Linked DNA regions of Homo sapiens: region 1 is linked to region 2. The links are chromatin loops, found by intact Hi-C in ENCODE. Cell type or tissue: heart right ventricle. All regions are shown on one strand. Links, peaks and the distances in the headings refer to the core of each region. The heading gives the core; the rest is flanking DNA. Region 1 overlaps RNLS (renalase, FAD dependent amine oxidase). Region 2 overlaps LOC101929727 (a long non-coding RNA gene).

Region 1 (2,915 bases), core at 213-2,712, 140 kb after region 2:
CCTTGATTTTGACTCTTGGCCTAAAAAGTCTAACATATTTACTTTTTGGGTCTTAACAGAAAAATGTTGCCAATCCCTGACATAGACTATTCTCTTATGTCCTTTATTGTCAAAGGTGTCTACTAAAGATAATTCTCAAAATAATTGTATAAGTTCATGTTTGTTGAGTGCTTACTATGTGCAAAGCTGTTTAAGTTCAGAGACTTTCTCAAGGTCAAACACTGGTAAATGAATTAACCATTATTTAGATGGTTAACAATGATATAGATAGTACTGTAGTTATAATTCCCATTTTACACATGAAAAAACTTAGGCTCAGAGAGGCTAAGTAATTCCTCAAAGCCACACAACCTAGGCTTTGCAGCCAGGAAGATGAGATTAAATCATGCTTAATTCCCTTACCAGTGTATGACCTTGGGAAAGGCTGTGAACTTCAATTTCTCTACACTATAAATTGAAAATTATAGTACTGACTATATCATAGGGTTGATTTCAATATTAGATTAATTACTATATAGAAAGCACTTAGAACAACTATAGCTCTAGTGTGGAGTAGTCAGAAATGGCCTGGAAGTTCATTTTTAGTAAAGAGATTAATAAAATAGTTTATTATGTACCAGGAGTTGATGGAGAACAGTTCCCAATTCAGCTGTCAATTTGAGCTTTTCGCTTATGAAATCTATGCTATTGAGTTGACGTTTGTTAAGGAAAAGAACCTAATGTCTGATAAACAGGCAAAAATTAACTATTACATTTAAATGTGACTATTGCAGATGTACTAAGTAGTTGAGAAAGCCAGTTGGGGTCATACTCACTTAGGCTTACACCTAGCTTTGCCTCCTTGTTAGCTGTGTGACCTTGGTCAAATCACTTAACCTTTCTGAGCTGAGGTACCCTCCTCTATAAAATGTGGATTTTAAGTAGGCTATTATAGAGGATGATGTGAGGATTTTAAAAGACCATGCATCAAAAGTACCTAAGATGAAGCCTGATTTAAGAATGAGCTCAGCAAATGCTAGCTCATTTCCTTGGATTAGCCTTTCTACACTGACCCAAGGCTTGCAAGGCAAAGCAAAACTAAATAAAAGCAAAATGAAGTTAAAAAGCCCAAACAAATAAAAACCAATTTGTTAATTGGGTGTTGGTGGATAAAAAGACTCTGAAAGTACATCCAGTCAAATTTGAATTTCAGGTAAACTATGAAATTATTTGTAGTATAAGTATATAAGTATGTAGTGTAAGTATCCCAAGCATTGCATGGGATATACTTACACTCACTAAATTCTTCACTGTTTATTCAAAATTCCAATTTAACTGGATGTCAGGTATTTCTATTTATTAAACCCGGCAGCCTAGACATGGTAGAATTTAGTAAGCCCAGACATGACAGACTCCTGAATAGCCAAGGCACAGAATTCAAAAGAGTCAAATGTGTTTCCAACTTGCTAACTGCAAAAGCATCAAGGAAAAGGTTGACCCCACCCTCTCTGTCTCTGCCAAGCAAAGAGCCCAGATGGGAAACCCCAGGTGAGTGATTTAGCCTCCTGTGCATACTCTATGGGATCCTGGTGCAGAGGTTGCTGGGAAAACCGTGGCAGCCTGCCCTAGGTTTTCCTTCGGGTGGGGCCCTGTGGTTATGGTGTGGTGACTCTTTGTCACGGTGCCCCTGCCACGCCCTGCTTAGTCCACCTGGTGGTTGGGGGTAGGGGAGAAGAGAAGTTACAGGCAGAAAAAAAGGACTTATCAATGTAACATATTTCTTAGGTGGTTTGTGCATTGCTGTTTGGGCTTGCAAAACTTTAATTATTACTTTGATGCAGAGTGGCTGCAGATTGTCACTGCCAGGCCTGATTTAATAGCCTGCTTGCACAAAGTCCGACAGAGATTGCTTTTGTTGCACTTTCTAACAGCTCGTGATGGTGGCTTTTTTACGTTAAGGAGGAAACTCTGTGGTTAAACTGTAGCCTAGGTATTTTTAGAGCCGTTACCATGTTAACCGAAATTTCGTACATTTCACCTGCAGGATATGCAGTCGTGCTTAGGGCCTTCCTTAAACTCTAACAAAAAATATAATTTAACAGTTGTTAATACTGTGCTTAGGACCAACTCCATGTTATCAGAAAAGCTACTGACCAAATACTGGACTGCTAAGAATCCTTTTTTTGGATGGGTGGTACTGTGCCATTAGAGAGTATTTTTTTTTCCTTGATATAAAACGAGTTGAAGGAACATAACCAAAAGGCTAAAATTGGTTAGTTCTAAAGGTCAGAGCCTGAAGGCAGTGACCCATTTGTTAATCATTAAGCTTTTCTAAGCCGTCTCTGACAGAATTCTGGCTTTCTGCCACTTCTCTGGTCATTTTAAACTGCAAATTCTTGTACTGTTTCAGTTTTTAAGTAGGTTTCAAAGGTTATGAGAAAGGCATAACTTGTTAGCTATTTTTCCTTATCAAACGTCTTTAGGGTTTTGGAAGGCAGAGCTGTTCTGTGTTAAGAGAATCCTCACAGCATACCCAGCCATACAGCATTTAAAGATGGACTCTTGGGTCCTCTGAAAAGGGTGGATTTCTAGCTATCATTCCCATGTTACTTAGTTTCCATAGATAAGCAGGATGTGAGGGCTGAGGACACCCACTTAGCCATTAGGTATTAGTTCCCAAATCACTGCTATCTCAGGGTAGTTGTCTCCAATAATCCCAGCACTGAAAGTTCAAAAAACAGGAGCAAAATAACCACAATGTATTTATCATCTTCTGTCATCAGTTATAAAGTGGAAGTACTTTAAAATATTTTGAATGCATTTTTGTAAAGCCCAGTGAGGTTCCAGTGCTATGACGTTTCATTGCCAGAAAACTCAATGCCAGTTTATGCTCTAGTCCATCTGAATAAAAAGTGATCTGTACACCCAAAACACAT
Region 2 (2,915 bases), core at 117-2,616:
AGACTTCAAGCGGAACATTGATCAGTTTAAGTCTCATCAGTAAAACAGTGATAATAATATCTGACTCTCTAGATCCTTGTGAGGATTAAATCATATAATGTGTGGGAAAATGCCTCGCACAGTGCCAGGAACATAAGGGATACTCACTAAATTTTAAGTTAACTTGCATGCTAGGAAATCACAAATATGCCTACTTTGCAGATGATAAATTCAAATTTACAAGATTATTACTGAGGCATTCAATGTCAGCTTAATTAAAGAAAATCCCATTTTCCCTGAAGCTCTGCTGGCTTTCTGAACTTTTTGTCCTGGAACAATACTCTGTGCTAACCCATTTTATTTTCATTGGTTTAGTCAAAGGACAATGAGTCAGACACTGCAGTTTGGGAGTCTTGAGTTCCATTTTGAGCATGCATAGTCCAGTGACCTTGGACAATCAATGGGACATTTTTTTGTGAACCCTTTTTGCATTTCCCCAAAGGCAAAGCCTTAGTCCTATTCCTCCTTTCTGTCTGCTCAGCACAAACTTGGCAACATTCGTTACCAAAAATCAGGGCATCGATATTTTAATTCACAAGAAAAATCCAATTCATGTAATATCTTTATCCCTCTATGAACTGCGGGGAAAAACGGAAGTAAGCAAGCCCAAATGTTCAGCCTAAAGCATTTGCCGATATTCCTTTAAAGTAATAATCTCCCTGCAAGGCCAGCAGCTCTTTAACGGACACTTCACTTTGCTGTTGGAAAGAAAACCTTTTCTGTGTTCTCTGCCTCCACCTGAACTACTCAGTAACTGAAAGTCATTTTGTTTCTCCTATCACCCTTGGCAGCTATGTACACATTACCCATCCATTTCACTATCTAAATCAGGAGTTGAGGAAAAGTCCCTGTGGGAAGCCTGAATAGCCAGCAGCTGCGTTTGGCCTGGCCAGCTGAACTTCAGCCTGCATCTTGGCCCAACCCCAGGACTGATAACGCCTTTGCTAAGCTTTAGATTTCCCCAGCATTTGCGTGCAAAATGGAAAGGCTGGTTTCCTCTGTCCTGATGGCTTCTCTCAATGCTCTTCGGGCTTGTTAACTTGTTTTAGGCAAGAAGAGAGTGGGGGTGGGGGTTCCTGGGCCCAATCCGGGGTCTGCATGCTTCCAGCCTGCCCCAAGTTGTACAGCAAATGCTGACCTATATTCCAGTGACACACACCAGATATGAGTAGGACATAACTGCCCAGGGCGCTGCCCACTCCCTCCTCCTCCTTGTTCCTCAGCCAGGAGGGCAGCCAGATCCGTACACCATGTTCTGTCTTGTCAGCCGATGGTGTGACAGGCACCGGGGGGCTTATTAGGAGGCAACGCCCCCCCATAATATGAACCTCTGGGCCACACCACACTGTATTCTCTCCAGGAAGAGTAGCAGTAACCGAAAGGGTGCAGACAAGTTGATCTCTTGAGTTAGATCACAATGATTTCCTTCCAGCCATTGTTTTTGGACTGCTTTGCTGTGTTTCTTTAGAGTGGGCAGATGGCAGGATCCTGGAGGTGTAAAACAGCTACAAAAAACAAGATGATTCAAACAGAAGGAATATGTATAAACCCTGCTGTATCATCTCGATATTAATCAAGAGACTTGGCTTTTCCTTCCCCCTTTGCAGGATGTTTAAGGTTTTCATGCTTTTTTTTTTTTCTTTCTTTCTTTTTAAAAGAAGGACACACTGTGTAAATGGGCCACTTTTGGGGTTTTGGCTGAAAAGTTGGTGTCATTTTTGCATTCAGTTTATTTTGAGGACAAGCCCAACTGAGAGACTTTACAGCAAGACCACTTACTTTGAGTAAATGGAAGAAAGTAAAAATGGAACCTCCATAGAAAAAAAGCTAATGCTGGGTAGCAAGGATGGTGCCATCCAAAGTACAGGAACCGAGCCTAAAAGAGACAATTTCAAGTTGAGTTGTGGTTTGCCACAGTGTCCTCGTGATCAGTTGAGTGGTCAGATGTCAGGGGTGACTGAAAATAAGTTCATTTTCCCACAGGGTAAAGGGAGAGAAGAAAAAAAGGGGAAAAAAAGGAAAAGCTTTGCCCATATGAAACAAATACTTTAAAATTTCAGAGTTTATCTGGCATCAGCTCGAAGATTTACCATCATCCATGTGACTTTTGTGAAGAGCACTGAAGAAGAAATAACAGTTGTTGCTTTTGATTAGCATAACATTTTACCCCCCTCCCTTTTCTCCCTAATGATCACAAATAGTCCTTTATGGTGTGATTGCCCAGCACCATTGTTCGTTCAAAAGATCTGAGAGCAAGGGTCTTGGGCTTACGTTATTAAGGCGCTGGCAGGGAGAGGAGAGCTAGGCAGAATGATCTCAGGCAAAGAGCTGCAGTCTCAGAATCAGAACACTAACAGAACCCCGGACCTTCCTAATTCAACCTGAGGTACAGCTTGGCTTTATGATGGCAGCCGCAGAAACGTCTTTTCATGCTGCATGTGTGCAGGAGGACTCTGAGATTCAAAGAGTTAAAGTATCATCTGCAATGGGAAAAAAATGGCTTAACCACAAATTCACCCTGTGCTGGGCTAGTTGTGTGTTATTGCATATATGTGATTTTCTTTTCTTTTTCTTTTCATTTTTTTTTCTTTTCAAATACTATTCTATTTCATGATCTCATATCCTAAAATGTCTCCTTTCTAATTTAGTGAGAGGGACTTCTGGTTCACCACCTGGAACAGGGTGCTTTCTTCTATCATATATGCCAGAAAAGCATTAAAATCTCAAAGGTGAAAACCCAGAGCATCAAATCACCCATTGCAAAACCGAAGGCTTGATTCCTGATTTGGAAATCACGTAACAGGCAACCTCGAATCCCACCATCCTGATGCTTTTTCTTTCTGTTTATCTTTTTGTTCATGCATCCCAACCTAATT

The links. Hi-C counts contacts between places; a loop is a spot of excess contacts. Peaks named below come from ENCODE experiments on the same cell type or tissue, not always from the same donor. Only the 100,000 strongest peaks of a DNase experiment are listed, where the experiment ranks them.
Region 1: it touches region 2 in a loop (8-fold over the local background); 27 of 110 quality-filtered maps call a loop at or near these places.

Annotation. Positions count from the first base shown.
Region 1 is chr10:88,384,106-88,387,020 of GRCh38, forward strand. All of the region lies in intron 4 of RNLS (renalase, FAD dependent amine oxidase), which reads right to left. Among named protein-coding and RNA genes, the nearest start is that of RNLS, 200 kb to the right of the region's middle. In heart right ventricle, for the core only: no CTCF peak of the experiment used is centred there; a DNase peak (open chromatin) is centred at 1,638; H3K4me3 peaks cover 505 bases; H3K27ac peaks cover 1,170 bases.
Region 2 is chr10:88,243,026-88,245,940 of GRCh38, forward strand. The region is part of intron 1 of LOC101929727 (a long non-coding RNA gene); the gene reads left to right. It also overlaps a transcript of RNLS not described here. Among named protein-coding and RNA genes, the nearest start is that of RNLS, 340 kb to the right of the region's middle. In heart right ventricle, for the core only: no CTCF peak of the experiment used is centred there; DNase peaks (open chromatin) are centred at 1,106 and 1,226; H3K4me3 peaks cover 1,176 bases; H3K27ac peaks cover 2,500 bases.